3 separate regions of the Homo sapiens genome follow, and regions 1 and 3 are each linked to region 2. Evidence: read pairs that join two places in POLR2A ChIA-PET (ENCODE). Cell type or tissue: MCF 10A. All regions are shown on one strand.

The links. ChIA-PET counts read pairs that join two places held together with the same protein. Peaks named below come from ENCODE experiments on the same cell type or tissue, not always from the same donor. Only the 100,000 strongest peaks of a DNase experiment are listed, where the experiment ranks them.
Region 1: POLR2A ChIA-PET joins it to region 2 with 7 read pairs; 3 of 35 experiments call an interaction of 5 or more read pairs at or near these places.
Region 3: POLR2A ChIA-PET joins it to region 2 with 9 read pairs; 3 of 35 experiments call an interaction of 5 or more read pairs at or near these places.

What each region holds. Positions count from the first base shown.
Region 1 is chr2:120,600,079-120,605,078 of GRCh38, reverse strand. No RefSeq gene overlaps it. Among named protein-coding and RNA genes, the nearest start is that of GLI2, 130 kb to the left of the region's middle. RefSeq lists an enhancer at 792-1,086. In MCF 10A, no CTCF peak of the experiment used is centred here; DNase peaks (open chromatin) are centred at 928 and 2,648.
Region 2 is chr2:120,471,025-120,476,024 of GRCh38, reverse strand. No RefSeq gene overlaps it. Among named protein-coding and RNA genes, the nearest start is that of LINC01101, 7.2 kb to the right of the region's middle. In MCF 10A, no CTCF peak of the experiment used is centred here; DNase peaks (open chromatin) are centred at 2,104 and 2,904.
Region 3 is chr2:120,318,418-120,323,417 of GRCh38, reverse strand. LOC105373584 (a long non-coding RNA gene) reads left to right here and starts at 4,077. Exons shown (of 3, transcript XR_923260.3): 1 at 4,077-4,346; 2 at 4,752-4,899. In MCF 10A, no CTCF peak of the experiment used is centred here; a DNase peak (open chromatin) is centred at 2,867.

The sequences.
Region 1 (5,000 bases), 130 kb before region 2:
TAAAGCTTCCAGTCAGATTCAGAATAAAGTGGCACCCTCCCCTGTGGCCTCCAAGGCCTGTGATGTGGCCCACACTCCTGTTCACCTTGAGCCGTGGGCTGCCTTGCTGTTTCAGTCCCCTCCCAGACCCTGGCCCTGCTGTCCCTCTGTCCGCAGCACTACCACCCTGGCAGCGATGGTGCTCACTCCCCCACACTATTAGCATCTCTGACTTAGACTGTCTTCTCCGAGGGGCCTTTCCTGACCTCGTCATTGTGAATATGGCCCTATGTGATGCCCTCCATCCCCGGACTCTTGAGTTTTCCCCACACTACCTGAAATTGCGCTAACTGCAGATGTTAGTCCATTGTGGACTGCTGTAAAGGAATATCTGAGACTGGGTAATTTAAAAAGAAAAGAGGCTTATTTGGTTCACAGTTCTGCAGGCTGTACCAGCATGACACCAGCATCTACTCAGGTTTGGTGAGGCCTCAGGAAGCTTTTACTCATGGTAGAAGGCAAAGGGCGAACAGATGTGTTACATGGCGAGAGAGGGAGCAAGAAAAAGAGGGGGAAGTGCCAGGCAATTTTTTTTTCTTTTTTTTTTTAATTGAGACAGAGTCTCGTTCTGTCGCCCAGGCTAGAATGCAGCGGCGGGATCTCGGCTCACTGCAAGCTCCGCCTCCCGGGTTCACGCCATTCTCCTGCCTCAGCCTCTGGAGTAGCTGGGTCTACAGGTGCCCACCACCACGCCTGGCTAATTTTTTGTATTTTTAGTAGAGACGGGGTTTCACCATAGCCAGGATGGTCTTGATCTCCTGCCCTCGTGATTCGCCCGCCTCGGCCTCCCAAAGTGCTGGGATTACAGGCATGAGCCACAGTACCCGGCCTCAGGCTCTTTTAAACAATCAGCTCTGGCATCTCGCTACCACTCATGGCCAAGGGGCAGGGCTGACCCATTCATGAGGGATCCACCCCCATGACTCAACACCTCCAGCTAAGCCCACTTCCAACACTGGGGGTCACATTTCAACATGAGATTAGGAGGGGACACACATCCAAGCCACAGCACCGTTTGTTTGTTTGTTTGTTTGCTCCCTGTCTCCTCCATTGAACGCATCTTTCCCAGCACAGGGACATGATCTATTCAAAGCAGGATCACCAGTGTTTGGTGCCTAACAAAGGCTCAAAACATACTTGTAGAGTGACTGAATGAGGGACCAAGGGACGGGGAAGGTAGGACATGTCGGGGCATCTGTGGATCCCAAGGCAGGACTGGATTTCACAAGAAAGAGAGTGTCATTCTGCCAAATTCATTTCAGATGGACGAAGTCTGTAAAAGGAAAAAACAAAGCTATTAACACCACAATAGCAAAAGAGAGGAGCATATTTTCATGATCTCGGAGGAGGGAAGACCTTCCTAAGCAAGACACGAAATCCAGAAGCTATAAAACAAAAGCCTGACAGATTTGACTACATAAAAATAAAGCTTCTGGCAGGGCGTGGTGGCTCATGCCCATAATCCCAGCACTTTGGGAGGCCAAGGCAGGCGGATCACTTGAGCTCTGAAGTTTGAGACCAGCCTGGGCAATATGGCAAAACTCTGTCTCTACCAAGAATACAAAAAAAAATCAGTCGGGCGGGGTGGTGTGTGCCTGTGATCTCAGCTACTTGGGAGGCTGAGATGGGAAGATGGCTTGAGTCCAGGAGGCGGAAGTTGCAGTGAGCCAAGATCGTGCCAATGCACTCCAGCCTAGGTGACAGAGTAAGACCCCATCTCAAAAAAAATAAAATACTTACAATCCAGCACTTTGGGAGGGCTGAGGCGGGTGGATCGCCTGAGGTTGGGAGTTCAAAACCAGCCTGACCAACATGGAGAAACACCGTCTCTACTAAAAATACAAAATTAGTCGGGCGTGGTGGCGGATGCCTGTAATCCCAGCTACTCGGGAGGCTGAAGCAGGAGAATCGCTTGAACCCAGGAGGTGGAGGTTGCGGTAAACCGTGATCGTGCCATTGCACTCCAGCCTGGGCAACAAGAATGAAACTCGGTTTCAAAAAAATAAGTAAATAAAATAAAATAAATAAAAAGCTTCTGCATAGCCAAATACATGATAAACCAAGTTAAAAGATATCTGATGGACTGGGAGAAAAGACTGAAACCATGTACCACAGACAACAGATTAATATCATAACATATAATGGGGTTCTATAAGCCAGTAAGTAGAAACTCACATAACCCGGTAGAAAAAAACGGGTAAAGGAAAGAAACCGGTAGCTTGTAGGGTAAGAAATTCTCACAGCCAGCGAATGGCTGAATAGATGCTTAACCTCTCCAGTCACCTGGGAAATCAAAATAAAACAGCAAGAATACACTGGGGGCAAAATTTAAAGGAATAGGTAGTGCTGCACTGGCAAGGATGTGGGGCTCCCGGGATCTCCTATACTGAGACGGGGTGTGGTCCCCGTGGAGGCTGGGAGGCAGCTGGGCCAGCTTAGTGATATTCAAAAATGCACACTCCTTGGGACCCAGAAATTTCACTTTTAGGATGTTCAGTGCCTCAGGGTTTGCACGAGCAAAGGAAGAAAGTGGAGCCAACTAATTGCTCGTCAACAGAGAGGAGGTTGCACAACAGAAAACTATGCAGCTAACACAAAGGCTGCCCCGCTGGCATTGAGAAATGCTTCCAACTCAGCCAGTGAAAATAACAGCAAGATGCATGACAGCATGGGCAGCATGGGCTGGTTAATCCTGCGTGTGCAGTCACACGGACATATACATGCACCTGCATATGTAACTGTGTGCAGTCATAGATATTTCTGGAGTGAAATGTACAACTGTCAATGGTAGGTAGCTCTGAGCAGTGGAATGGAACTGAAGGAGTGATTTCCATCTTTATTGTTTCACTATTGCAGAATTTAAGCAACTAAAATGTATTACTATTATAACGTTTTAATAATGAAAAAATAACAGCACTAAAGAAGGGTGTGGCTGGGGTGTGGAGGGCTGTCAGGTCAAGGCAGGAGAGGCCTGAAGATTGTGCACCAGGTTGAACCCTCAGGAGCCTGCAGGGAGGCTGCTGGGCAGGGGCATGGTGGGTGGGAACTGGGCCACAGAATCCCCAAGGGGGCCAGCCCGCTCCCAGGCCACCCCACAACTCTGTGAGGCAGGCTCCTATGTCTCCACTCTTCTGCTATGTAGAGAGATGCAACCCAAAGTCTCTTCGGCAGGGTGGAAGGTACAGAGCCAGGGCCCACCATGCCAGGCACACTCTGACCCTCTCCCGGTGCGGTCAGACGCTTGGGACCTGGCAATGTGAGGTGGCAGAGCTTTCACTGAGGCAGCACCCTCTCAGCTCAGCAGTCCTGAGTGGGGTGTGGTTCCAGTGCAGCCTCCTCCGGCCCCTGGGAATTTCAGGCTCCCCTTCCCGTGAGACAAGGGCCGTCTCCTTATGGCGGCCTCCACCAGTCCTGGACATGTGGCTATAGCAATGGGTGAGGCCTCTGGGCAGATGTCAAGCCAATGGATGACTTTGGACATCTGCACTTTGGAGGAGAGAAGCCTAGCTGGAGACAGACTCTTGGATGGGACTTGGAGCCAAGAGCAGGTGACGACACCGGGGAGGGTGTGTTGAGAGGAATGACAGCCCAGCACAGAGTTCTGGGCTCCCCCATGAAAGCATAACCCAGGAATCATGGTCTCTGAAGTCCTGAGCTCTAAGGGGCAAAGACTCAGGAGGGCAGAGACTTGCCCAAGGCCACCCAGATAGCACCTCGGTCTGCCTGGCTTCCTAACTTGCTAACCTCCACCAGTCACTCTCCTTGGTGTTTCTATTTCAGACTTTACATCTCATCTTTGTTTTATTTTCTTTTACTGCCCTCCTCCATAACAGCTAATTTGGTGATTTAAGACAGCAGCACTGTTTTGTCTTTATTTCTGCCTCTAACCTTGGTCCTTGGGGTCAGAGGCTGATTGGCTGGAGGTTTGAAAGGTTGGAAGGAAATTGGGAACAACTGCTAGAGGGCAGAAACTGAGGAGACACAGCCGGGGACAGTGGGCAGACCAGTGCCCCGCGGTCCGCTCCTTGGGTGGGTGCTGACCAGGGGTTGGAGCACGGGGCAGCCCTGTCTGCTCACACAGCTGAGGATGGGGCTCCAGTATAGAGAAGGAGGCACACACACCAGAGCTGCAAGAGAAGCCATGGCTACTGCCTGCTGGACACTTGCTTCTCCTCATTTTGCCTACATAGCCCCACAAGATGGGCACCAGGGCTCTCTTGCCATCTGCATAGGGGTTAAGGGCACAGACAGCCAGGAAGGGGTAAGGCCAGGCCTGTCTGACCTTGAGTCTCAGCCTTATAACCACCAGTCAGTAGTGGCCCCAATATTAGGCTCGTGTCTGCATGCACATTTTTCTACAGGTTTTCACTTAGGTCTTACAGCGATCCTATGAGTTGGGTATTTTGGGCTCCATTTTGCAGACAATGAAACAGAGGCCCAGGAAGGTCAATTAAGGTCACCCAGCCAGTAGGCTCCAGAGCTTGCATTCTGACCCAGACCGTGGTCCTGCCTCTTTGCGTCTAGCCCAGTCCACCTGCCTGGGGAGGGGTGCAGGGAAACGAGCAATGCCCGGCCAGTCTCTCTTCCTGATGGTGCCCATGCTTTTTCCTTTTCCATTTCTTTTTCTCCAAACCTCAGTTTTCTTATCTATAAAATGGGGGATAAGCTGCCTTCATTCTAGGGTTATCGTGAAGATGAATACCAACGATGTATATAAATTTCTGGGCTTGCTGGCCAACAGGTGGCTGATAAGCATGGTTAGGAATATTTCTAAGGAGACTGGTTGTCGGGATTTTTTATGCAATGGCTTTAGGCAGAGCACCTAACCCTAGCTCTTGGTCATACGATTCGGGGGAAAGCATGAATGGCACATCCTAAGGGCAGGGACAAAGGGCAGGGAGTGACTGGAGCCACCAGTGTCTGCAGGTGTGTCTGCAGCCTACGGGGGGCCTCTCCAGGGC
Region 2 (5,000 bases):
TCTGTGCCTCATTTCCCCTTCTGCAAAATGGGGATCAAATCAAGACCTTTCTTACAAGGTTGTGGAGAGAATGGAATGAGACGGCACCATAATGAATCCTCGCAGTGCCTGTGTGCAGTGGGAACTAATTCATCATTGCTCCCTCCCTCTTTCTGTTCCCCACGGCACGTCCTTTCCTTATTCTGACAATGAGCCTGAATTCCCAGTGTGGCCACTCTAGGACCCAACCTGGAGCTGCTGCTCCCCGGCATCAAAGGTCTTGGCTTGAGACTCCTTCCCTCAGATATAGGTGCTGATGTGTCTGTCAATGGCTGTGCCCTGCAACTGGAGGAAGACAGTGGACTACATAATCACAGGGTCTTCCCAAACATGACAGGAACCAAGAGAACACAGATAATGATCAGGGACCCTAAGGTAGGCCTCAACTCACTCCACATTAGCACAGCCCCCAGATACAGGAGGGCAGGCAGGCTGGGGAACTGCTGGCCAGCAAGAGGGACCTGTGGCGTGGAGAAGAAGGAACTTCCTTCAGCCTGCAGGGAGGAAAGACCCAGCCTGGGCTGAACCCTTGCTCTGCCACCATCAGCTGTGTGACCTGGGGCCATTGGCATCATCTCGATGAATCTCCTCACCTGCAAAGAGGATAAACAATAGCAACTGGTGGGTTTGTTGGGTGATAGGCACAGGAAGGAGACTCAGGAATTGTATTCTACTAGGAATGGTGCAATTACAGTGCAATCACAGTGCAAAGGCTATTGAAGCCCAACCACTTTTCTGAAGTCCCCTTAGGGCTACATAAGCTCTGATAAAAGATACCTGCCACTCTCACAGTGGTGCTTCGTAGACAGTAAGCCTTCTAAAGAAAGGGCTGCTGGCCAGGCGCGGTAGCTCACGCCTGTGATCCTGGCACTTTGGGAGGCCAAGGCGGGCAGATTGTGGGGTCAAGAGATGGAGACCATCCTGGCCAACACGGTGAAACCCCGTCTCTACTAAAAAAAAAAAATTAGCTAGGCATGATGGCGCGTGCCTATAATCCCAACTACTTGGGAGGCTGAGGCAGGAGAATCGCTTGAACCTGGGAGGTGGAGGTTGCAGTGAGCTGAGATTGCACCACTGCACTCCAGCCTGGCGACAGAGCGAGACTCCATCTCAAAAATATAAATAAATAAATAAAAGAAAAAAAAGAAGAAAGGGCTGCCATGAAACTCATTCTACTCAGGCAAAGGAAGCCTGGGTGGGGCCACTCCCTAAGGCCACAGTGCCGGAAGATTGGGAGTTAGGGTGCGAGCAAGGGTCTTCCCACCCATGACCCTGGAAGCCCCTCCCCTACCCACTCACTCCTGCAACCGCCACCCAGCCTTCTGCAGCCACACAGTGTTGTGTGAAGTTCTCCCGAGCTCCGTGAGGCTCCCTGAGGAGCCCCTAAGCTTCCATGCCTACAAGCAGGGAAGTGCACAGGAAAATGTGGTAGGAGAGACACAGTCCGTCACCTACCAGTCCCAGCCTCGAAGCTCATTCCGTCATTCTTTTATTTTACCAAGCAGGTAGGATTTCATTTGGAGAGACTGGGGAAGGAAATCCAAATGGGAGGCAAGACCCAGGCAAAGGTGTGGAGGCTGGACAGGGAGAGACCACCAAGAATTCAGGGGCGGGAATTCAGCCATGGGGAGCCTAGGTTCAGGCAAGGTTAAGGAGAGGGAAGGTTTATCCCCATGTCTGACCTACCCCTTCAACCGTCCCCCCACTGGCCCCAGCAGCCCTGCCCAGAGCTGCCTGCTCCTCGGGGGACAGGGGTGGTGTTTGCAGCCCCCTTAATATCTTCCCGTGGGCACATATCAGCATTTCACCGGCTCCCTGGCAGAGCAGGCTATGTGATAAGAAATCCAGGAAGTTCAATAAACTCAGAGCGCTTGGCCACCACCGTGGCTTATGCCAGAATAAACAGGGCCTGGCATGGGGTTGCAAGGCCCTGTCCCAGGGCAAACACTGCCTTTTGCCAAATAGGGAGTTGTTTTTGCAAAGGCAAGTGTGTACCTGGGGGGCAGAAGAGCAGTTCCGCCAAGCCCCTTGACCACTTGCCCCAACCGGGCTCTGACATCAGTTCTTACTAGTAACGACAGAGGCCAGAGGGGAGACTCTCACGGCCGTGAGTGAAAGATACAAAGTTGTTACAAAACAAAAAAGGAAGGAGAATGAGTAATCTCAGTCATAAAGCTCCCAAACAGCAGTTCAAACCCGCTCAGGTAATCCGTGCATCATGCTTCCTGCAGTCTCCGTGTTGCCAACACCTCATCTTGCTTGATCTTAAAGCGCCCTGTGAGGTTGGCAGGGAGGGGAAGATGAGCCAGCCCTGCTGACTGGGAAAATGAGGGGCAGAGCACCTAACAAAGGTTCAAGTTCACGTGGAAGAGCATAGAGGGCCAGGCCTGGCAGGATTTAAGCAGTTGCTCCACCGCACACCTTAGGCAGGTCCTCTGGGCTCTGGGAGTCTCAGTTTCCTCATACGTAAAATGAGGCTTGCAACTGCTACCCACAGATAGGTCCTGGGTTTCTTTCAGGTAAGAGTTTTGAAGGCCTTTAGCCCTGCACTTGGCCTGCACAGACTCTCAGGAAAACAAGTTCCTGTCTTGGGCCTAGGGTACCACACCAACTAGGGGCACAGTGGCCTTCCCGGCACCCCATTGGTAAGCCGAGCAAACAAAATATTCGCTTCAGGAGGTGCTGAAGTGTGCAAGAAAAGTTGTCTGCCTGTGATACACACCCTCATTGCACAATGACCAGGACATAAGAGAGCTCATGTGTGTGCGTGTTCGTGTGCACACACGCCCTCTCTCCAAAGGCCCTCGCTCCAGCAGTTGCATCATACATCACAGGCAGCTCCTTTGTATCCTGCAATAAAGTCATTTAATGCTAATGATGAAATGTATGCCCTACAGTGCTCGTTATTAATAGGAATTAGATGTATTTCAGGTAACAAAACAGTGAGTCATGTGGGCAATGAACACATCGTGCCAACCCGACCCGTGGTGGGACTGACGTGGTTCATGCTTGCCCCTCCAGAAAGAGCCACGCTCCCACAGCAACTACAGATTAATAAATCATGGCGTGGCTCTAAAGCTGGCCCCCAGGGGCGCAGGACTCAGGACTCACCTCTGGAGCTACCAGTGTGTCCCACGTCTTTTTCTTCCTGATGATTTTGAAAGCATCTATTCACTGTCATCACATCCTCCCCTCATATTCGCTTGTACTGTGCTCACTGTATCTGACCCCTCAACACCAGACACCCACTCACATACTGACACCTTAGTTTGTGCCAGACCCCACAGAACTAGAGCTAGACCCAGAGATAACCCATAGATACACACACAAACGCACACACAACCTGAGTTGCACAAAGATGTGTGCTCATACAGACCCGTGCCCACAGAGGTCGCAACCACACATGCACATGTGTGTCTCCTCAAGGCTTAATTGTCACCTCCTCTGTGAAGCAAGAGCCTCATCAGAGTACTCATCATCAGGAGAGCCTGGGTTACGTTGCTGTAACAAGTAACACCAGATCCTGGTAGTTTTTGGTAGTCAGGTGGAGGCTCTGCTCCACACAGTCACTTGGGGATTCAGGCTGCCAGCAGCTCCATCATTTTGCATCCTGAGCAGCTAGAATGTCCTCAGTGGCTGTGGCAGGGGAAGAGAAAAGGCAGAGGGTGAAGCCTCGGGCTAAAGGGAGGTGTCACCTGTGCCCTATTTCATTGGCCAGAATTAGTCATATGACCCCACCAAACTGCAGGGGCAACGGGAAGTGTAGTCTTCTGTGTTTGCATTCTGTATCTTGAAGTCAGGAATGAGTTCCCTGGGGCTAAAATCAAGGCATCAGTAGGAATTGTTCCTTTGGAAGGCTCCAAGGGTGCTCACATTCCTTGGCTTGTGGCTCACCCCTTTCCTCCATTTTCAAAACCACAGAATAGCATCTTCTATTCCCTGTGACCTCCTGCTTTCCTCTAACAGGGACCATTGTGCCCGCCCTGGTAATCCAGGATAACCATCCCTCTCAAGGTCCGTATCTTCACCACATCTGCAAAGGTCCTTTTGGCATGTGAGGTCACATCCACAGATCTGGGGGAGTAAGACATGGCCATCTGTTATGGACTGAATATTTGTGTCTCCCTAAAATTCCAATGTTGACATTCTACCCTGCACTGTGATGGTGTTAGGAGGTGGGGCCTTTGGGAGGTGATGAGGTCATGAGGCTGGAGCCCCCATGATGGGATTAGCAGTCTTAGAAGAACAGGCAGAAGAGTTTGCCATGGCTCACTCTGCTCTCTTCCATGGGTATGCATAGCAAGAAGGCAGCCATCTGTGAGCCCAGAAGAGACCCTCCCCAGAACCCAACCATCCTGGCACCCTGACCTCAGACTTCCAGCCTCCAGAATCGTGAGACATAAATACCTGCTGTTTAAGCCACCCAGTCTATAATATTCTGTTCTAGCAGTCTGAACTAAGGCACCCTCTTGGTGTGGCACATTATTCTGCCTAGCACAGCATTCCAGAAAGGAGAGAGATGGCACAGGGTTTTGAGGACACACAGCACTGCCCCTGCCATCCAGCTCTCCTCCCCTGCACTGTCATTGCCCATGCAGCCTCTCCAGAGAAGCAGTCGCGCTCTGTAGGGGCAGGCGCCGGCCATGAGCATCTCTGCCCAGCAGATGGCTGGCAGATAGCAGGGGCCTGGGAAGGCCTGTAAGAAGGGAGAAAAGAAGAAAAATATGAATGAATGATTTTGGCAGGATCAACAGTTGTGTGAAGACAGAAAAAGCATGAAAGAAAGTGGATTCTAACGAATACAGAGGCAACCACATCACACAGAGCCAACAGGGGAAGGGGGTGGCCCTGAAGTGGAGGTTCTGAGGGAAGCAGCGGCGTTTCATGCCCAGATATGGAGGAATGGTGAGCACGAAAAGTGTGGAAAGAAAGGGCAGAGGGAGGCAGAAGGAAGCCCTTAG
Region 3 (5,000 bases), 150 kb after region 2:
CAGATGCTGGGGCTGCCGTGACCGAGGTAGCTCTGGGCTGGTCACCAAGCCGAGCCCAAGGCAGTGGAGCCAAGGCTGATTGCAACAGAGGAGGAGGAGGAGGGGGGAGGCAGCAGCAGGGGAGACACTTTTCAAAAAGTCTGACATTGAGGAGAAGTGGATACATGAGTAACCAGGATGAGGGGTTTTTTTTGTTTTTTTGTTTTGTTTTGTTTTTAAGATAGGGACAGTTGGGACATATTTGCAGACAAGAAGGAATTGAGCCAGGGAGATAAAGATTTAAACTGTCCAAGAGAAAAAGTGTGCACAGGGCAGAGCTGGCGAGGAGCTAGGGGCGGGCAGGGGCCCAGAACAAAGGGTACAAGCAGATACGGGGTTTTGTTTTCTTTTTATTTTTTTAAAGACAGGGTCTCTCTCTCTCTCTCTCTGTCACCTAGGCTGAAATGCAGTGAACTGATCATTGCTCACTGCAGCCTCGACCTCCTGGTCTCAAGAGATCCTCCCATCTCAGCCTCCTGAGTAGCGTGACCTCAGGCACATACCACCACACCTGGCTAATTTTTTTATTTTTCGTAGAGATGGGGTCTCACTATGTTCTCCAGGCTGGTCTCAAATTCTGGCTTCAAGCAACCCTGCCACCTCAACCTCCCGAAGCACTGGGATTACAGGCATGAGCCCCCACACCCAGCCACAAGCAGATAGGTTTAGATTTGAAGGGAAAAGACACTTTATCCTCTAAGACAGAAGAGAAGGATGAGAGAAAGGGAGCTGGAAATGAGAAGTGCTCAGGTGGAGGGGCTGAATCTCACATAGATGACACCGAGCAACCCAGAAAAGCAAGAGGCACAGGCACAGCAGAACACATGAGAGGGCTGCTGGTTCTGCGTTAGTTAGGGCGCGCAATGCTAGCTGCCGTAACAAACAAACACCCAAGCCTCAGGGGCCTGACCCAGTGACAGTTTGTTTCTCATTCAAAGTCCAATGCCAAGGTCACAGGGCAGTGGCAGGCTTCCACATCGTCATTCAGGGACCCAGGCTCCTTCCCCCCAGTGTCCCTGCCATCCCCTGGAGAGGAGCGAGCACATGGAGAATTGTGTGAGAAGCTTTCCGGGCAGGCACGGAAATAGCACACACTTCTGCCCACACTTCACTGGGCAGGCCTGGGTGCCACAGCCACACTGGGCAAGAGGCTAGAAAAAGTAGTTCCACTGGGTTCCCAGGAGGAAAAGGAAACAGATTTTGATGGAAACACAGCCATCTCTGCCACCAGGTAAGGGCTCAAATGAAGAAGAGAAGATTCCAGTAGTGTGAGTTCATGAGTAGTTGCTGCAGCCACCCCCGGAAGTGACAGGAAATGAACCACCCCCTTTAGCCTGGGTCCTCGCAGCAAACCTTTTGCAAAAACTCTGAAGACATTGAATATATCGTTCTCCCTGGCCCACCCTGCGCATCCAACGTGTGACACAGAGCGCTTGCCATGCATCCCTGCCCCAGGAAGGCCCCCGGCTCAGGTTTGTCATTGCTCAGCACCTTTAGATGTACAGTATTTGCAGCAAAAGGCCTTCCATGATTCAAAGGCATGAAGCCCCAACACTGGCATTCCAGGCGTCCCACTTAGAGTTCACAGTCATTGCTGGGTATCAGCCCACCTTCAACCCCCCGAGGTAGATGGAGGGGGTCCTGCCGGTCCCTCACAGCCAGAACAGCTCAGAAAGAACAGTGTATAAAGAAGGCCTTCATGGCCGGGCATGTGGCTCATGCCTATGATCCTAACACCTTGGGAGGCCAAGGTAGGAGGATAACTTGAAGCCAGGAGTTCGAGACCAGCCTGGGCAACATAGTGAGAACCCCCTCACCCCATCTCTACAAAAAATAAAAATTAGCTGGGCATGGTGGCACAAGCCTGTATAGTCCCAGTTACTTGGAAGGCTGAGGAGGGAGGATTCTTGGGCCCAGAAGTTCAAGGCTGCAGTGAGCTACGATCACACCAGCGCACTCCAGCCCGAGTGACAGAGCGAGACCCTGTCTCTATGTTTAAACTCGAAGAAGAAGGAGGAGGGAGAAGAAGGAGGGAGAAGGAGGAGGAGGGAGAAGGAGGAGGAGGGAGAAGGAGGAGGAGGGAGGAGGAGGAGGAGGGAGGAGGAGGAGGAGGGAGGAGGAGGAGGAGGGAGGAGGAGGAGGAGGGAGGAGGAGGAGGGAGGAGGAGGAGGAGGGAGGAGGAGGAGGAGGGAGGAGGAGGAGGAGGGAGGAGGAGGAGGAGGGAGAAGGAGGAGGAGGGAGAAGGAGGAGGGAGAAGGAGGAGGAGGGAGAAGGAGGAGGGAGAAGGAGGAGGGAGAAGGAGGAGGGAGAAGAAGGGAGAAGGGAGAAGAAGGAAGAAGAAGAAGAAGAGGCCCTTATGAAAATCTATATATCTCAAGGATATTTTTCCCTTGACTCTGGTTGTAGGAATTGGCTTTCCCAACAGGTACCCTAAGTTTCCCAACCTTCCATTTATCACAAACAAGGATATTATCCTCTGTCAAAAAAAAAAAAAAAACCCAAAGTTTCCCAGGCCTGTTTGTGAAAGCTGTGCTGGCCATCCTGCCCGCATGAAGAAAGCATAGGTTCTTGTCATCCCACAGAGGAAGCCGTGTGAGTGCTGTTGATAGCCTGTTGCTCTAATCCAGCAGCTTTCCTATACACAGCTGTTGAAAACCATCAGCGTTGGAGACAGCAAAAGAAACACTGGGCTGATAGATCGGAATGACTTAGGAGAGGGAAATCAACACACACACGTGTTGTGCAGATCTTGCAAAATCTAACTATAGGGAGAGAGGGGTGGGGAGAGGGGAAGAAAACAATTGAGCCCCAGAGGCATCTGGAAATGAATGCTAGACTCTGTCTGGGTGTTGCTCAATGGTGACCTGCCTTCCCAGGGGCCTTGCCAAGGTGTGGTAAAGGTGCAGGCTCTGCTGATGGCTCGTTTCATCCCTGCTGGAAGCAACTGGGGAGCTGCTTCAAAGTTGCAGTGTCCTTCGAGCAGCAAAGATCCAGCGATGCCAGGGCATGAGAAGGGCATCTCTCCCATGCGAGTGTGGTGAGCAGACAGGCGTCTACCTGCACAAGGTGTGTTTACGGGCGCAAAGCCTCCAACTCATGTGGTCAGGTTAGAGAACAGAAGCTCATTCATTCCCTATTTGCCCCAAAGCCTAACCCTTCTCCTTCAGTTACTTGGAGTGAACAACTACTACCCCACAAGGACCCAGGCCTGATGGCTTCTAGCATACAGCGTTTGCGGTGCAGGCAGCATTGCCCCGGAACAGAAAAGCTGAGATTCTAGAGACACCTCCCCGACACGCCCCTCCCTTTCTGCCACATTTTGGCCGTGTCTGATGTTGGCCCACAAAGTTCCACCAAAAACATCCACCGCCCACTACTCCTGCAGCCCAAGCAAAAGCTCGCAAAGGGAAAATCGAGGCGTTCCGTCAGAGCTGCGGCATCAGACAGAGGTGTTTTGGCAAGCCAGGGGCTCTAATGAGGCTGTAAATGACAGGGCAGGGAAGTGCAGGAAATGGCTAAACATCCTGTCGGCTTTGAACTCCACAGACCTGCTCGGAAGCACTCACATTGGTCTGAAACACGAACACCTCTTTATTATGGGATCAATAAAGGCTGTAGGAATCGCTTCTGGTCCTGCTGGTGTTACCAAATTTGATGATCATTTGCTGAGCACTGAGGAGATCACAGGCCAGAGGAGGTGGGGGTCCACCTGGGCTGTGTGGTCACGCACCCAGTGCCCAACGCTCAGACAGACACCAGCCAGCTTCACCTTGTGCTGCCTCTGCGACTCTGGGCGACTTAGTTTTCTGTGGCTCTGTTTCTTTGTCTATAAATTGAAAATAATAAATAGGGCCCACCTGGAGGAGTTGTGTGGGCCCCAGTGGAGTGATAATGTAGGTAAAGGGCTGACATGCCAGGGCCAGACACCAGGGTGACTCCCCTGAGAACCAAGAGGTCATCGCCATGGTTCAGAACCTGTTCCATTCTCCTCTGCTGCCCTACGCATTCCAATACAGCACCTTCTGCCTGCCACGCCCAGTCTCCAGGGCTGGAATACAGATGTGAGCAGGACCATTCCTGGCCTCCCGGCTCTGAGGAGGCGAAGCGCAGGCCCACAGCTGTGCGGCAGGAGCCACCCTCACAGCAGAGCCGGTGTAGACGCTTGAACGGCTCCTGCAGACACTCCCCTCTCCCCCTCTTAAAAAAACAAATGCCCTGGCCTCCATAGCCCCCAACATACCTGCTTGTGCCCTCCTCTCTCCACTGGTATCACAAACAGAAACATCAATCTGCCTTTGTTTTGCCAGGTCTGTTTCCACACACCCTTCCCATTATATTTGAAAACAAAGCTTCCCATCTTTGCTCGGACTTCTCAGCCTACTTTTAAGCAAAGCACTAACAAGCGCCTCCAGGGTGGGGTGGAGAGTTTGTGCCAAGAGCAGGGCTTGGCCCAGAGCCCATCCCTTCCAGGCCTGGTCACAGGGAGAGAGGGTGGAGATACAGCAGACAGAGGGGCCGAGAAGGGGCCTGCGGCCTCCCCACCTTGCCTCTCCCTCTGGTAGTGAACGTCCTCCCCATCCCCAAGGGCCTCCAGTCGGCCCTGGGCTGCTCCAGGGGTCCCTTTCAGCAGACCGCCCCCAGGCCTGTCAAGCCTGTCTCTTGCACAGAACGCTTTATCTGCCCCCACCCCTGCATCCTGTTCTCTGTTCCAGAGGGGCAAGGCTGTGGAACCCCAGAAGACAGGCCTCTGAGAGGACCCGGGTCACCCGGACCTGGACTCAAATCCCATCCCTGTACCTCTCCTTGGATGAACCATCGAACACTGAGCTTCCATTTTGCATCTTCCAACTGCACAGAGAAGTAAGTGTGTGCTGCTCCTTCCGTGGTTGGTGCTGAGTGGGGATTTCGGGAATGGTCCCTGCTCCCTGCATTTTCCACAGGGCCAGCGGGAAATAAGCTTT